Linked DNA regions of Mus musculus: region 2 is linked to region 1. Evidence: chromatin loops called from intact Hi-C (ENCODE). Cell type or tissue: heart. All regions are shown on one strand.

Region 1 (8,000 bases):
GCAAGAGGCTCGGCCATGGATGTTAGTCCGCATGGGCAGAGTGGTCCCTTCCACAGCTGGGGTTCGGGGGCAGCCTGGGTACATGGACAACTGTTCTATCTCCCATAGCTTTCAGAGGAGAGGCAAAGCCAGGGGGTGTACAAGGTGGACAGAATGTTGTCACCTGTCTTCCTCCAGTGCTTTGGGATTAGTCTTTGTCACTTGTTTACCCTCCTTCTCAGAGTCCCAACTGTCCTCAGGGTCATTACAGAAAATTCCATCCCACATCCATTTAAGTTTCAAGCAGCGAAGCGTCTCCAGCCTCCGTGAGGAAATTATTCCGCAGCCCCGTTGTCCAGGAAACTTGTGTGTGGAGCCTTCATGCTTTTCCTTTTTAAAATCTCTCCCCATTCCTTCATTATGCCCCTTGTAGCAAACACCACACTCGCCCCCTCCCAGGCCCTCTCACTGTTCCCGCTCTGCAAACCTCATCCGCAAGCCCCTGGTCGCCGCCACTTAGCAGAGCAGCATGGACTTAGCTCCTTTAATCTTCTCTGGTAAATTAATCCCCCAAGCGCCTTCATTACTTATGTTGCTCTTCCCCGAATTCCCTTCAATTTGCCTTTGCAGCGCTCTGAGCCCGGCACCAAACAAGATGGCTCACACGGCCAGGCTGCTGGCCTAGGGCATGCTGCTGTGGAATTTTGCACCCCTCCCCCTCTGAGCCCCCCAAAGTTCTCCTCTGCCTTCAGTGCTCTCCTGTGTCCACTGCGCCCAGTGGATAGTGACCTCACCCTCCCCTAACACACCCTGAGGCCTTACTGTGGGAAGAGCCCAGGAGCCCTTTAAGAAGGAGGGGCCCCTCTCCTGAAAATCGAAGCAAAAATTGGTGTGATATGCAGCGTGCTCTGGAACAAGGGGCTGTAGTCTCATCGTAGTTTACATATGTATGATTTGGGTCTTGTGTAGCCCAGGCTGGACTTGAGCTTTCTGGGTAGCTGATGCTTGAGCCAGTCCTCTGTCCCCCTGCCTCAGGTGCTGTGATTACAGCTGTGCACTGCCACCCCTCAGCTCGGGGCTTAAGGTGGAGGGTAGTTTTTGAGATAAGTTCATTAGGTCACTGCTTGCTGAAGAAGTGACAGTCTAGTCACTGTCCTGTCATTCTGTCAATAGGGAAACCCACAGCCAAAGGGGGCCATCTCCACCACAGTCCATACATAGCTTTATAGTAGCAAGACCCAGATGTGGGCTGGGCTGTATAGATGGGTGGTAGAGCATAAGGCTCTGTGTGTGTGTGTGTGTGTGTGTGTGTGTGTGTGTATACACGTGTACATGTATACTGACATGCACGTCATCTAACATGCATGTCATCTAAAGGTGAGGGCCCTACATCTGTACATTTTGTATCTGTATACAGTCAGCCTCCACCAGAGTCCACAGGTACAATTCCTCCTGTTCTGATAATGGACACGCATTGCCCTGGGCTCTGTAGTAGCCACCTTGGTCCCTGAGTCTCAGGCCATCTGTGGGGGACTATTTCAAAGCCCCCCTTCTTTCTCCTACCTCAGATAATCAGCTAGCCGCACTCCCCACCCCGCGATACCATGCTGAAGAAACATGGTAGCTGTTGAGTAGGGCCAGGAGGGCTGCGCAGGCCCCAGCCTCCCACTCTCCCCTTGCTGCTTTCAGGTCTCCACTTGTCCACCTCTGAGAAGATCTTCCGCTTCCAGGACACAGGGCTGCTCCTGTGGGTGCTTGGGAGCCTCCTCCTCGGTGGGATTCTGGCCTTCGGTTTGGGCTTCTCCGAGTTCCTCCTGGTCTCCAGAACGTCAAGCCTCACACTCTCCATCGCTGGCATCTTTAAGGTACACACTGGGCAGCCACCCCAGACCTGCCCTGGAAGGAGCCCCCTGAGGGATGCAGGATGTGATGTCATTGTCCCCTGTGGAGCTGAGCCAGTGTCACTTCTCACCAGCACGTAGCTCTGAGGACGCAGGCCAGGCCTCACACCGCCAGGCCTGCAGTGGGCCTACCTTGGGCCTGACTGGCAGCTTGAGTTACATGGCAGTAGCCTGGAGCACTGAATGCTGATCTGTGCAGAGTCCCAGCACTGAGGGCTGGGTGCACAGGTCATGTCTATGGAGGAGCCTGGTCAGGTAGACCCCATGCCGGAGCAGTGACACCCAAAGCAAACATTTGGGTGTTAAGCATCTTCTAGCTCTGATGAGGAGAGACCTGTCTTAACGCCATGCTGAGAGCTGTCCATCTGTGGGTGCCTAGCAACAGCCGACTCCCTTACTGTTGGGGGCACGTGTGCCGCAGTCTGGGGGTTGGTTGGCATTCAGTTTTTGCTGAGAGGCATGCATCTCAGTAACAACAGGTCTGCAGGCTGGTGGTCTGGGTACAGAGGTCCCCACCTCTGCCTGTCACACCAAGTGGTCTGGCTTTGGCCTCAGTGTACACAGAGCCCCGCCTTCCTGGCCACAGAGTCAGCTTCTGACCCATGGTCTGCCTTTACCCACAGGAAGTCTGCACCCTGCTGTTGGCAGCTCACCTGCTGGGCGACCAGATCAGCCTCCTGAACTGGCTGGGCTTTGCCCTCTGCCTCTCTGGCATCTCCCTGCATGTGGCCCTCAAGGCTCTACATTCCAGAGGTACTGTGGCCTCCTCCCCATGGCTTAGTGTTACTGACTGCCCCTCCCACCATCTAGCCACCAATTGCCAGCTGTTGCTGTAGCTCATGTGCCAGGTGGTGCTACCACCCTGGGAGGATATAAGGGCCATCCCCAGAGAAGTTTACTAGGTCAGTAACTGTGACGTGTCTACCCCAAGGTGATGGTGGCCCCAAGCCCCTGAAGAGCCTGGGCTCCAGCGCTGACCTGGAACTGCTGCTCCGGAGTAGCCAGCAGGAGGAAGAGGACGGGGAAGAGGAATATTTTGTGACCCAGGGACAACAGTGACCAGCCCAGGAGCAGCAAAGCAGGCCACTCTGTGGTCATCCCTGCTGGCAGATCTTGGCCAGGTCCAGCAGCCCAGCCGGTTTCTCAGAGCCGCTGCAAGTGGTGGCCTCAGAGCTTCCTGCAAGGACTCTGAGCCTCCGGCTCTTCCCTGTGGAGCTTGGTCCCAAAAAGCGAATGCCAGGCTCACATAGGACCTGAGCTGTCAGTGAAGGGAGCCAGTGGCCTGTCTCCACCATTGTTCTGGTTCTGAGAGCCAAGGTGAACGTGAGAGATGAGGTAGTCTCTCAGATTCGGACTGTGGGGTATCAGGAAAGGAGTCATGGAGAGACTAGGCCTCATCACCTGGACTGCAGCTTCCTCAGAGAGTAGATTTATTTATAGTTGAAATAATGATTTCCTCTCCACAGCCCAGTGTTGCCTAAGGCATGAGAGCAGGGAGAGCCCTGGGGCCTGGCCTCTCCTCCGTTCCCTGCCTGGGGCCTTGTCCTCCGCTCCGCCTTCTGTAGCCCATGCTCCTGTTTGTGCCCCAGGCCCCATCCTTGGGGCCACACCATGGACCCACCGCAGGAAATAAATGAGTGTTTGCTCAGTACCAGCCTCTGGAGACTACCAGTGCCTCAGCCCAGATTTGCATTCCGGCTCTGCCTTGTACTGTGTGACCTTAAGCGGATAACTTAGTTTCTCTGTGCTGTAGGTTGTGTGTCTGCTTTTTAAAGGCGTAATCCCTTTTTAAAAAGGGAATAATGTCTAGCTCAGGCTTTCTGGAAAATGTTACAGATTCAGTGTTATATATTCTTAAAGTACTGTCAAGAACCAAGAGACCAAGACTTAGAAAAAGAAGAATTTACCGGCTCTGGGCCAACTTGTGCCCTTCTCTAAGGTCATGCCACAGGGCTGAGCCCTCTTGTGGCCTGACACCGTCCTCGGGGCTGGTTCTCCTCTGCCTTGGCCCAGGTGCTGCTGGCCCAGGAGGCTTGACCGGAGACGTGCTTCAGGCACTCACAGCAGGTGGCGCCATTTGCCTACACTGTGGTTCCAGCCCTGCCTGCTGCCACCCCTGCCCAAACCCTGGCAGCAGAGGGTGCCTGACTGTGCGGTGATGTCTGTGTGGCTTTGGGCAAAGACCCAGGAGGGGCTCTGAGTGGAATTGGAGCGACTCGAGCTGCATTGGCTATGCCCAGAACATGAGCCGGACTCCAAACTTGTAGAGGGGACAAATAGTAAATATTTCCATTGAGGGCCATATGGTGTCTGTTGCAACTTGAAGCAGGAAAGAAGCCTTGCATGGCACAGACACAAAGGGGGTGTGGCTACATCCCAGTAAAATCTGGTTTCCAAAATGAGTTCTTGCCCACCCCTGCTGTAGAGGGATCCCTGTGAGTTTAGAGTCTGGCGGGGAGACTGAGGCCCAGGAGCAGCCAACCTCAAAGGGACTGGAACTATGATCAGCTTTGAGACCTGATTCCCTGCCAACCCCCACACTCCAGAGAGCTACCTTATCCGGCCCCTGCCTGTCTTGGGTTCTGCGAGCTCAGAGGGCAGGATTATAGAATGCTCTTGTTCCAACTCAATGATGTGGGAAGAGACAGGCCAGGAGGGGCTGAGGTGGCTGCCTATGAGGGAGAGAGCCGCACACAGCCCGCTGGCTCAGGTGGATGAGAGCTTCCTGTCTGCTCTGCCCCGCCCCCCTCTCCAGGACACAATCTGGCACTGCTGTCTGGTGCAGTAATTACAGGGTGCGGAGTGGGTCCTCACCGCTCACATGTTGGGTTCAATGACAGCCCCTCACTTAGCAGCAATTACCAGCCAGGCCTAGAGGAGGCCTCCCTTTCCTCCTCCCCCACCCGGCCCACCCAGTTGCCTGGCCTCCTGGTCTAGACTGTCCACCCTCAGCCCTGAGCCCTCCAACCACCCATGCTGTCTGCAGCCACTGCATCTTGGGGGCTGCAGCATCACCATGGCAACTCAGCGTTTGCCCAGGTTGAAGGAAGCTGAGGATGTGACTGGTCTCTCTGAGGCTGTACAGTTGTCCCCAGCTCCAGGGCTGCTGCAGCAGCGGAAGGGGGGCGGAGGGGGGGGGTTGACCTAGGTCTGGGTTTTAAGTGCTTATGTGCCCACCACCTCTCCCAGGAGCCCACAGTGGGAGGAAGGTTAATGACCCCAATATACTAGGACGTTTGTGGTTGGTGTGCTGACAAGAACAAGCCAGGGGTTTGCTGAGAGCCTGGTATACCTGCATCTTTAATTCTGGTACCCTCTCTACCCTTGGGGCTCAGGGGATCATCTCCATCTGTTTTTTCCTGTGCTGTAAAGATCCCGGTGGCCTGAGAGGAGTTGCCTGGAGCCAGGAGAATTTGCCCCATGGTACCTGCCAGCATCCTATTGCAAAAGCCCTGAGGATGGAGGATCCTGGATCATCCTTCCAGGGGAAGCCATCCAGGGAGTGTTGGCCACGTGGCAGACAGCTGCACTTGAAGGCAGAGTCCTTTGTCCTAGCCCAGGGAAAGCGAGCAGGGGTGGGGAGGACAGGGGCCACTCTCTGACCCTCCATATAAGTTATTTAATGCCAGGTGGCCCGGTCCAGCTAGAATTTGTGGACCTATTTCAACTTGGCTGAGGAAACGAACCTCACAGAGGCCGAGGATCTAGACGTCCTCCATTTTTCTCTGCCCCAGTGGGCATGTTGCTGATTACACACACACACCCACCCCACACATACCCAAGTCTGTTTCTTTACCCATAAATGGGATAGCGCTATCTCCTGAGCAACTGTGGAGACAGAGAGATGTATGGAAATCCACTCACAGTGCTGGACACACAGTTATTAGCAGTCGGTATCCAGATTGAGGAAGCCACAACCTACCCAGGTGACAAGGAAGAGGAGTCCCCACATTTAGGGGTTACAGCCAAGAGCCTCTTAACGGGTGTTCCTTTCATGGAGGAATTTCCAGGAGTGGAGTGATGGCACTGTAGGCAAAAAAAAAAAAAGTGCTTGCCACTAAGCCAGAAACTTGAGTTTGATCCCTGGGCCCCACATGGAGGAAGGAGACAGCATCTCCACAGATTGTCCTCTGACTACCATAGTGTGGGGCATTACTCATACATACCCCTCCCTAAGTGCTATAAAAATGGGATTTTTTGTTTGTTTGTTTGTTTGTTTTAAGTGTGAATAGTGCTAGTTGTAATTTTGAAATAATTTGTTCAGTAAAACAGGCAGGTTCCCATCCCCCACTGCCAGCCATGAGTTGCCAGTCCAACCTCTGCCTGCCCGCTAGCCACACAGCCCTGACATCAGCCAGGCCCCTTCCCCCAGCATCAGAGCAACCAATGAGCTTGCCTGCTGTTCCCATGGTTATTTACAGTTTCGTTGGCAACTCCAGGCCCTGGCATCTGGTGGCAGGGCCATCCCTTTCTCTTAGTGTCTGAGAAGATCTCTCCTGCTGGGGACCAGGAAACCCATCAGAATGCATTCAGGAAATGCTTCTGGGGCGTCAGCAGGCGCCTGCCTGGTTAAAGCCTTGGGGATCATGGGAATCATTAAACACAGTGGCCCCTCTGGGGAGCCCATGGAGAGACATGGAAGTCTACTAGAAAGTGGCCCTGGGAGAGAGAGAAGAGCCACTTGCAAACTAGCAAGGCAGTCCTGGGGTGCAAGTGCTAGAGCTGAGGGCCCATCAGTTACCTGGAGGGAGGAGAGGCACCAACTTTTCCTGCTGAAACTCTGTCACTGCAGTGGGCATGGCAGCAGAAAGAGGCATCTCTCCCAGTAGGCAATTGTCTTCAAATCAAGACAGTCCCCCACTGTATCATGATGTCCCCGTCCTCAGGACAACAACCAAGCCCCAAGGCCATCGGGGATCTCTGCAGGGTCTGCCGAGAAGATCACACACAGTCTGGCATGTATGTGCACATGTGTATTCTCCTGAGGAACAGCTTTTACCTCCTAAAAAGTTAGGAACTGCTAATCTAAGGAAAGACCTGCCCAGAATTTCAGTGGGCTCAGAGATACACACTGAAGGCATTCGGGAAATATGAGGGCTAGATGGCTGGGTGGTTGGCTGCATAGACAGATGGGGAGGGGTGAGATGGGAGTGTGGGTGGGTGGATGAGTGATATAGATGGGTGGGTGGGTAAATGATTGAGTAGATGAATGGACAGATGAGGAAATGGGTAAGTGGGTTAATGAATAATTGGGTGGGTGGATAAATAGATTCATGGATGGATGGATAGATGATAGATAGATAGATAGATAGATAGATAGATAGATAGATAGATAGATAGATCCACATATAGATAGGCAAGTGGGTAGATGAGAAAATGAATAAGCACATGGATGGATGGATGGATGGATGGATGGATGGATGGATGGAGAGATGATGGATGATGGATGGATAAATAGCTGGATACACACAAGAATAGATGGATAGATGATACATTCATACATATAAACATACATAGGCAAGTTGGTAGATAAGAGAATTAATAAGTACATGGATGGATAGATGGATGGATGGATAGATGGATGGATGGAGAGATGATGGATGGATAAATAGCCGGATACACACAAGAATGGATGGATAGATGATACATTAAGTACATGGATGGGTGGATAGATGGATGGATGGATCAGTGGGTAGGTGAATGCATAATGAGTGCATGGATATATATGTGTGTGTGTGTGTGTGTGTGTGTGTGTGTGTGTGTGTGTGTATATATATATATATATATGGATGCAGATGGATAGATAGGTACTTGGTGAGGAGATAAGCAGACAGTGATAGGATAGGAGACACAAAAGGGCACAAGCAGTTGCCTGGGCCCATGTGGGTCAGGAAGAGCCACTTGAGAAAGACCTGGCCTTGTGAACTTAGTCCTCAGGACAACATAGGAGCTTCCTGAGGCACAAGGAAAAAACATGGCACACAAGGGCAGAGCAGACATGAAGGCACAGAGGTTGGGTGGTGTCAGGAAGGTGTTTGGCCTTTCAGATCAAGCTCACGGTGGCTAGGTGGATACCTTTCTGGTGCATACCAGAAAGGGGGTGGGGAGTAACTGGCTTGC
Region 2 (8,000 bases), 350 kb after region 1:
CAGGCCTATGAGGGCCATTCTCTTTCAAACACTCATGTAATATTATTGACACTTTTTCCCCCCGAGTGGGTATAGTAGATCTCTGAGTGCAGAATAAAGGTGTGCCCTCAAAAAGGAATTCAGAGCTGTTACTTTCCCCACTCATGGCTAAGAACCCACAAGAGTTTCTCAGCACAGAGAAGCGCCATCCTCAAGCCCCAGATAGACAGACGGACAGACGGTTGAAAGACACAACCTCCGGGGCAGTCACCAGGACAGGATGCCGAGTCCAGAAGCAGACGGATTGTACCTGGGAGTTTGGTAAATGCTGGACGCAAAGGGGACTACAGATTATGGTGGTAAGCCAGCCGGCTGGTCAGTCACTTGGAAGAAATGAAGCTACATCTTCCTTGTTCCCGTTACCTCAACGAGAAGCCTTATTTTAGGGAAAGTCCTCTAGAGAGAAGAAGTATGAATTGTTTTTCTTTTATGATCTTGAGGTAGGAACTGCTTTTAAGCCCCACTTACTGCATCCTCTCGGTCTCTGGGCTTTGTGCTAGGGATGTGGGTGGGGGCCCGGGGCCCCCAGAGGCTCACTAATGTTCTAGGAGCACTGACCTAGAATACCGGCTTTCCATTTTTAAGACTGCATTGAGTAACCAGGTTCGGTGGCTCACGCCAGTCTTCCCAGTCCTCAGCAAACTGGGGAAAGAGGATTGCTTCGAATTCCCAAGCAGCCTGGGCTACATAATATAGCCCTATCTCAAAACGTTGTTTTGGCTGTTAAAAATCATTTTAAAGTCCTTTGCTCTTTAATCATCCATGGATGGGAAGAACATTCAAATGTACAGTACAAAACCCCCAAACCACTAAGAGCCTAACACCTGGCTTACAACCATCTGTAATGAATTTGATGCCCTCTTCTGATGTGTCTGAAGTCAGTTACAGTGTACTCATATACATAAAATAAATACATAATTTTTAAAAAGAGAGAGAGTTAGAGGCCAGCCTTGGCTACACAGTGAAATCCTGTGTTAAAAAACCCCAAAACCAAAACCCCAAAACAAATATTGTGCTTGTGTAGTGTTGCGAAGGCCCTGCCTGGATTCAATCCCCATCAATAGTTCCTGCCCCACTGGCACAGAATGTTCTGGAAGAAGGGGATTGCTGCTTGATGCATATGAGCCTTACGTTTTTGTTTTGTCTTAGGTGTGTGTACATGTGTGCATGTGTGCCCCTGTTCATGTGCAGAAGTCAGAAGAAGGAATCCGGTGTCCTGTTCCTTTGATGCAACTTCCCTTAAATTTAGCCAGATCTTGAGTTTTCTTTTCTAGACTAGAAGCCAGAAAGCCCCAGTGGTCCTTTTGTATCTGGAAGTCACAAACGAAAGGCGACTGTGCACTTCTCTGTTGTTTCGTGCCCTCTCCCCATCTGAGGTGCTCACATGTGCGTGTTTTAATTGCCCTCTGTGCTATCACATTGTTTAGGACTTGTTAGCCCTTATACAAACAGCACTGCTCTGCATTGGAGTTCAGATCCTGGCAGGTTCAACCTTGGACCTCAACCTTTGATGGGGTCTCCCCCCTGGCTCTCTGCCATCTCTGCCCTCTTCAAGGCTGAGCCATGTTCACAGCTGGAGTCACAGACTCTGAGATGTCCCACACACGGTTCCAGGAACTCCAGAAGGCCCAACTCTAACAGCCTCAGGTATGCCTCTAGCACTCCACAGGACACTGTCGGGGTCCATCCTCTTGAGAGTGGAGGATAACTCTCCCCCACTGGCTGCTCTTGTGTAGAGCAGGAGGCAGAAGACAGAGATGAAGCCATACAGTGTCCATACACTGGAGGTATTGGAGTGCTCTTTTTACAGCCTTTCCTTCTCCCCTCCGCTCTCAATGCTGTGCACATGCGGGCTGGTTTTATGTCAACTTGACACAAGCTAGAGTCATTAGAGAGGAGGGAGCCTTAATTGAGAAAAACTGCCTCCGTAAGATTGGCTATAGGTAAACCTGTAGGGCATTTTCTCAATTAGCGATTGATGTGGAAGGACCCAGTCTATTCTGAATGGGGGAGGCACCCCTGGGCTGGTGGTCCTGGATTCTACAGGAAAGCAGACTGAGGAAGCCAGTAAGCAACACTCCATGACCTGTGCATCAGCTCCTGCCTCCAGGCTCCTGCCCTGGTTGAGTTCCTGTCTTGACTTCCTTTGATGATGAAGAGTGATGTGGAAGTCAAATAAGCCCTTTCCTCCCCAAGCTGGTTTGATCGTGGTGCTTCGCCTCAGCATCTGTAACACGGAGGCTCTCGCACCAAGCTTGAGATGGCATTAGTTTTTTAACATTACCGTTTTGAGTGCTGTGTTCATATCTTTTGATGTTCATTCCCTTGCAATGTCTCATTGAAATTTTGGAGTTTCCGATTCCCAGTCTATACCCAAAAGAGTCCGATAACCGCACAGAGGGCCTAGAAGGTGTATGCAAGGCAACCCGACAGACCGTAGGGGAATGCAGGGTACTTACCACCCTACGTGGCAGGGGAGTAGAGACTGAAGAAAATACATCAAGATTAACAGCTGGGTGTGGTGGTGCACGCCTTTAATCCCAGCACTCGGGAGGCAGAGGCAGGCGGATTTCTGAGTTCGAGGCCAGCCTGGTCTACAAAGTGAGTTCCAGGACAGCCAGGGCTACACAGAGAAACCCTGTCTCAAAAAAACAAAATAAAACAAAAAAAGATGAACAAACTTCTGGTGAGATGGCTCAGCTGGTCAAGACCTTGTCAGCAAGCATGGTCAGAAGAGAAAAAGAAAGATCTGACCTCCACAGCACACAGTGACACACACACACACACACACACACACACACACACACACACACACACGTGATTGGAGGCGGGTGCTTTTTGAGACAGGGTTTCTCTGTGTAGCCCTGGCTGTCCTGGAACTCACTCTGTAGACCAGGCTGGCCTTGAACTCACAGAGATCTGCCTGCCTCTGCCTCCCAAGTGCTAGGATTAAAGGCATGCACAACCATGCCTGGAAAAAATTATATATATATTTCATCAACACATTAAAGAAGCCATTTGGCCTAGGAAGAATGGAAGCCCTCCCCTAACGTGGGCTACATACAGTGAATAGATTCGCAGCCCGGCAAATTTGAGCATATGCTTGCCTCTCCAGCTCACTAGCTTGTCCACTCCCTTTCTCAGGAGTGCCCTCTTTTTGAAACTCTATTTGCTGGCAGCTTTTTAAAATAGAAAGTATGTGTGTAATGTATTTATCTGAGTTTATACCCATGGGTGGAGTGCATGTGGAAGCCAGGGGAGGCATTAGGTCCTCTGGAGCCTGCTGTGAGCCCACGGCTGAAATCTAAGGTCGCTATGAGCCCTATGCACTCCACTGCTCAGCTGTTTCTCTAGCTTTCCCCTTTTAAATAAACAGCTCTATTCCTATATCTGACCATGAATTTCTGGCCCAATCTTTTGCCCCGGGATGCATGAAACCTGTGCGAGTGCCTTGCCGCTCAGACCCAAGCCTGTATCACCCTGACTTTGCACTGGCTACCTACTCTCAGCTGGCACTTTCCAGTGCTCACAGGACCCATAGGCTGGACCTACACCAGGTCTCCAGGCAGAGTCAGCGGGCTCCCCCTGCTGTAAGGCTAGGGAAGTGAGCAGACAGACCTGGCATCCCTCCATGAGATCTGCCTCTAGGGCTCATTTAAGCCCTACTCCACTGAGACATGAATAATTGCCTTCCCTCCTGGATCCAAAACCGTAACACAGATATTCTAATGGCTCCCATTTCTGGATCCCTTGTTAGGGATGGCGAGGACTCTGCTAGACTCAGACTGTCCACTAATCACTCTATGACCTCTGGCAAGACACTGGACCTCTGGGTGACTCAATTTCGGGAACAAAATAGAAACAGTCTATCACCCAGTTCAGAGGCCTGCTTTGAGGATAAGAGGTAAAGTGTAAACTGCTGAAAGCGTACCCAGCACGCAGCCAGGATTAGTCCCTGTGAGGTGCCAGACCTGGAGCTAATGAGTGCTGCTGCGGAGGGCTACAGGCTACATTCTTTTAATTTACTTATTTAACTTAAGAATACTCTACTTAGCCGGGTGTGGTGGCACACACCTTTAATCCCAGCACTCAGGAGGCACAGGCAGGCAGATTTTTGAGTTTGAGGCCAGCTTGGTCTACAAAGTGAGTTCCAGGACAGTCAGGGCTATACAGAGAAACCCTGTCTAGAAAAACAAAACAAAACAAAACAAAACAAAACAAAACAAAACAAAACAAAACAGAATACTTTACTTGTATGCATGCCTGTGCCCCATGTGGCTGCCTGGGGGCTACCAAGGGCAGAAGAAGACATCAGATCCCCTGGAACTGGAGTTAGAGATGGTAGTGAACTGGTCAGATGGGTGCTAGGAATCAAACCCAAAACAGCAGCCAGTGCTCTTGACCACTAAGCCATCTCTCCAGAACCTAGCCAACCTTCTTTCTCTTGATTGTAGCATCTAATGTCACAGCTCAATGGAGCAGAGGGACTTATGTTAACCCCTACTTTACCAGAGAGGAAACAGGCACAGAGAGACTAAGCCAATCAAGGTGACAGGGCTTGCCTTGAGCCCAGGCAAATAAATGTACCAGCAGCCACTCCTTAGCCACTGTGTCCCCAAGTGCTCATGAGACAGGCAGTGGCCAATATCTGAATGGGGAAAAGAAAGCTCAGACAGGAGACATGACTTAGGTCACAGAGCTAATTAGCACTGGAGCCTGGCCTGGACTTGACCCAGTTCTGTCTCCCCACATTGTCTCGTGTAATGCCATGACAACCGAGCAGGAGTGATGGCCCTGCGTGTGACACATGAGGACACTGACCTGAGAGGTTGACCCTCTCAGAGCCACATGACCAGAATGCAGGGAGCTTTGTGTTGAAGGTAGACGCTGGAGTTGGGGCCCAGTGCATCCTTGGTGCCTTGCTGAAGTTCCCTGCACTATCTTGTCTTTGTGACTATCCACCCTGGCTCCAAGGTAATGCCACTTGCTTCCAGGCCAGAGAGCAGCTGTCAAAGGCCCCGTGCCATGCTGCCGCTCAGCCTGGCCTCGACATCCATCCTCCTGTTTTATCCACTTTTGTGTTGCTGTGATAAAACACTCCGAGAAAAGCAACTTGACTTTCATTATGGCTCAGTCTGAGATATAGTCAATCCTGGGACGTGGGGAGCCAAGGCAGCAAAAATCTGGAACAACTGGTCACATTGCATGCAGTTAGGAAGAAGAAGGGAGTGGATGCTTTTGTTCAGTCACCTTCTTCCTCTGTATGAAGTTCAAGGCCTTGTCCAGACAATGGTACTGTCCACCTCACCAGGACAATCCCTTGCAGGCATGCCCAGACCTCCTTACCAGGCAGCTTGCCTCCTGTCGGGTTGATAGTGTTAAGTCACCGATAGCCTCTGGAGGCAGCTTGTACGAGGCCCCAGGTGCTGGAGGACAGAGAGGGTCCCGAATGCAGATCACCTTTGCACAGCCTCAGTGAGCATGCCCTTCTCAGAGCTCTTCATTTGTCTCTGGCACAGTATGTTCAGCATCTGTCACACAACTTCATGTGTCACCACAGGTCCAGAAGTTCCCACCTTCACTTCCAAGGTGGTCTCCTGAACCGTGTAACACTGCAGGACTGGGCTGATATTCTGTGGTATCTGGGGCAGAATAGATGGTCCCGAAGCACTGGGCAGAATAATGTCACCATGTCACTAACTCAGTCCTTGTTTGGTGACTCAGTGGAGATGGGTTAGACCCCCCACTCTGCCAGTGTCTGGAGCTACTGCAAAGCAGACATGGTCCAGGCTCCCTGTTCAGCAGTGAGATGTTACTCTGTGTAGTTACCGAGCAAATGGGAGCCCCATATGTTCATCACTTAACTTTTGCAGATGCCATCTGATACATTAATGTCATCCTAAGGGTTAGAAGTAAGGGGGCAGAGGGGACGTCAGGAGACCCCCCCCCCCCCGCCGCCCCACCCCAGTGTGGAGCCTGGCTCAACCACAGAGCCCAGGACTCAGCTCTTAGCTGCTGCACTCCTGACTTCAGCTCCTCGGGGTTACAGCTGCTGTTTCCATGACAACATGAGTGAGGGCTACCCTGGGTCAGGCTGTGTATTAAGTGCAGCTCCTGGTTTGGTGTGATTTTCTTGGAGTACTCTCTACCAGGTCATGCTACTGAGAGCTGATTCATACAGCAATTCGTTTCCAGCCCGAGAATGTAGCTCAGAGTGCTTGCCTAGCCTGCATGGAACCCTGGGCTTTTTTTTTTTTTCGAGACAGGGTTTCTCTGTATAACCCTGGCAGTCTTGGAACTCGCTTTGTAGACCAGGCTGGCCTCGAACTCAGAAATCCGCCTGCCTCTGCCTCCCGGGTGCTGGGATTAAAGGCGTGTGCCACCACGCCCGGCTGAGCCCTGGGCTTTTGAGAGCACCACATAAAACCAAGTGTTGTGCCACAGGCTTACAATCCCAGAACTCGGAAGGCACAACCAAGTTTAAGGTCGGGCTGGCAAGATGGGTACGAGCACTGACTATTCTTCTGAAGGTCCTGAGTTCAAATCCCAGCAACCACATGATGGCTCACAACCACCCATAATGATATCTGACGCCCTCTTCTGGTGTATCTGAAGACAGCTACATCATACTTAAGTATAATAAAAAATAAATCTTTGGGCTGGAGTAAGCAGGACCGGCCAGAGCGAGCAGAGGTCCTAAATACAATTCTCAAAAACCACATGAAGGCTCACAACCATTACTCACATATTAAAAATAATAAATAATTTTTTTTTAAGTTCAAGGTCATCCTTAGCTTTGTAAGGAACTCAAGATCACCAGCCTGGGCTTCCTGAGACACTGTCTCAACAACAAACTCTGGGGAACAGAGAAATAAAGCAGGCCCAGGTCTAGCTCAGTCTGCTGGAGACACTGGAGGGTCACTGGCAGTGTCACAGTATGGCACAAACTATGACAGAGTCACATAGAGGGCATCAAGGGAACATATAATATAATCCATTTATTATATTCAGTCAACTACAGAGAAACTCCAGTTCTGGGCCAAGGCTATATTCGTATAAACAGGTGTCTCGTGTCTCCTGAGACTACAAACGTCACTAAATGTTGAGGACACCCAAGGCAAGAGACAAAATAAAGAGACAAATACAGGCCTTGCCTCTGTCACCTGTCTTCTTGCTATCAGGAGACATGTTTGCCGCTGTGTCACCTGCTGCCTTGAGGAATTGCCATCAAATACAAAACTCTTCAACCTCAGCCCCATTTCTGATCCTGAGGCCCCTTCTCCACAAGCCCACCTCCCTCCAATGCTCAAAGACTCAGGAGAAACCAAAAGAAGCCTTCATTTCACACCACGGGGAGTCGACCCTAGGGACTCATTATCCCCTGTAGGAGTGTAGTTTGGGGCTATAAATAGGTCTTTAACAACAGGTTTAATGCAACCCTAGTGGCCTGCAGAGAAGCTAGGAGTGACTAGCTACAGTACGCCTCAGCTCTGTGGTGTCTAGGGCAATGGTACGGCACCGAAGAGAGTGAGGAGATGGTCAGGACTCCACGGGTGAACTCCCACGTGCACAACTCCAGCCACCTTGCAAGCCCTGGGCCAGTTTCCTACGGCGTTACAGCGACGTGAGAAGTATCTAGTGACCTGTGATTGCAGCCCCTGGTGCACCTGCAGCCCCTGGTACCTGGGGAGGACTCAGTAAACACCTGTTGCAACAGCACAAGCGTCCCCTGCGGAGGATCCGGCCTGGAGTCACAGCCACTTCCACTAGACCAGATGTTGCGTGCCTTTTTCTGGGAGACATGAACCTACATCTGTTCACCCCGATATGGACAGCAGACCAAAGGAATAGTTCTGCTCAAGTCTATCTTGGTGAACTAAGTTCACTGAGTTTATTGGGGTAGCTATGGGCAACTCAAAGGCAGTTGTATCCCAAAAGCCCACCGGAGTATATACATGATT

Evidence for each region. A loop is a pair of places that touch in the nucleus more often than their neighbours do. Peaks named below come from ENCODE experiments on the same cell type or tissue, not always from the same donor. Only the 100,000 strongest peaks of a DNase experiment are listed, where the experiment ranks them.
Region 2: it touches region 1 in a loop (2.4-fold over the local background); 2 of 42 quality-filtered maps call a loop at or near these places.

The regions. Positions count from the first base shown.
Region 1 is chr2:165,272,085-165,280,084 of GRCm38, reverse strand. Slc35c2 (solute carrier family 35, member C2) reads left to right here. Exons shown (of 10, transcript NM_144893.2): 8 at 1,669-1,844; 9 at 2,504-2,633; 10 at 2,812-3,563. The coding sequence ends at 2,939. Among named protein-coding and RNA genes, the nearest start is that of Slc35c2, 12 kb to the left of the region's middle. In heart, a CTCF peak has its summit at 3,952 (motif pointing right); a DNase peak (open chromatin) is centred at 3,982; H3K27me3 peaks cover 790 bases.
Region 2 is chr2:164,920,283-164,928,282 of GRCm38, reverse strand. No RefSeq gene overlaps it. Among named protein-coding and RNA genes, the nearest start is that of Zfp335, 13 kb to the right of the region's middle. In heart, no CTCF peak of the experiment used is centred here; a DNase peak (open chromatin) is centred at 3,622; H3K27me3 peaks cover 607 bases.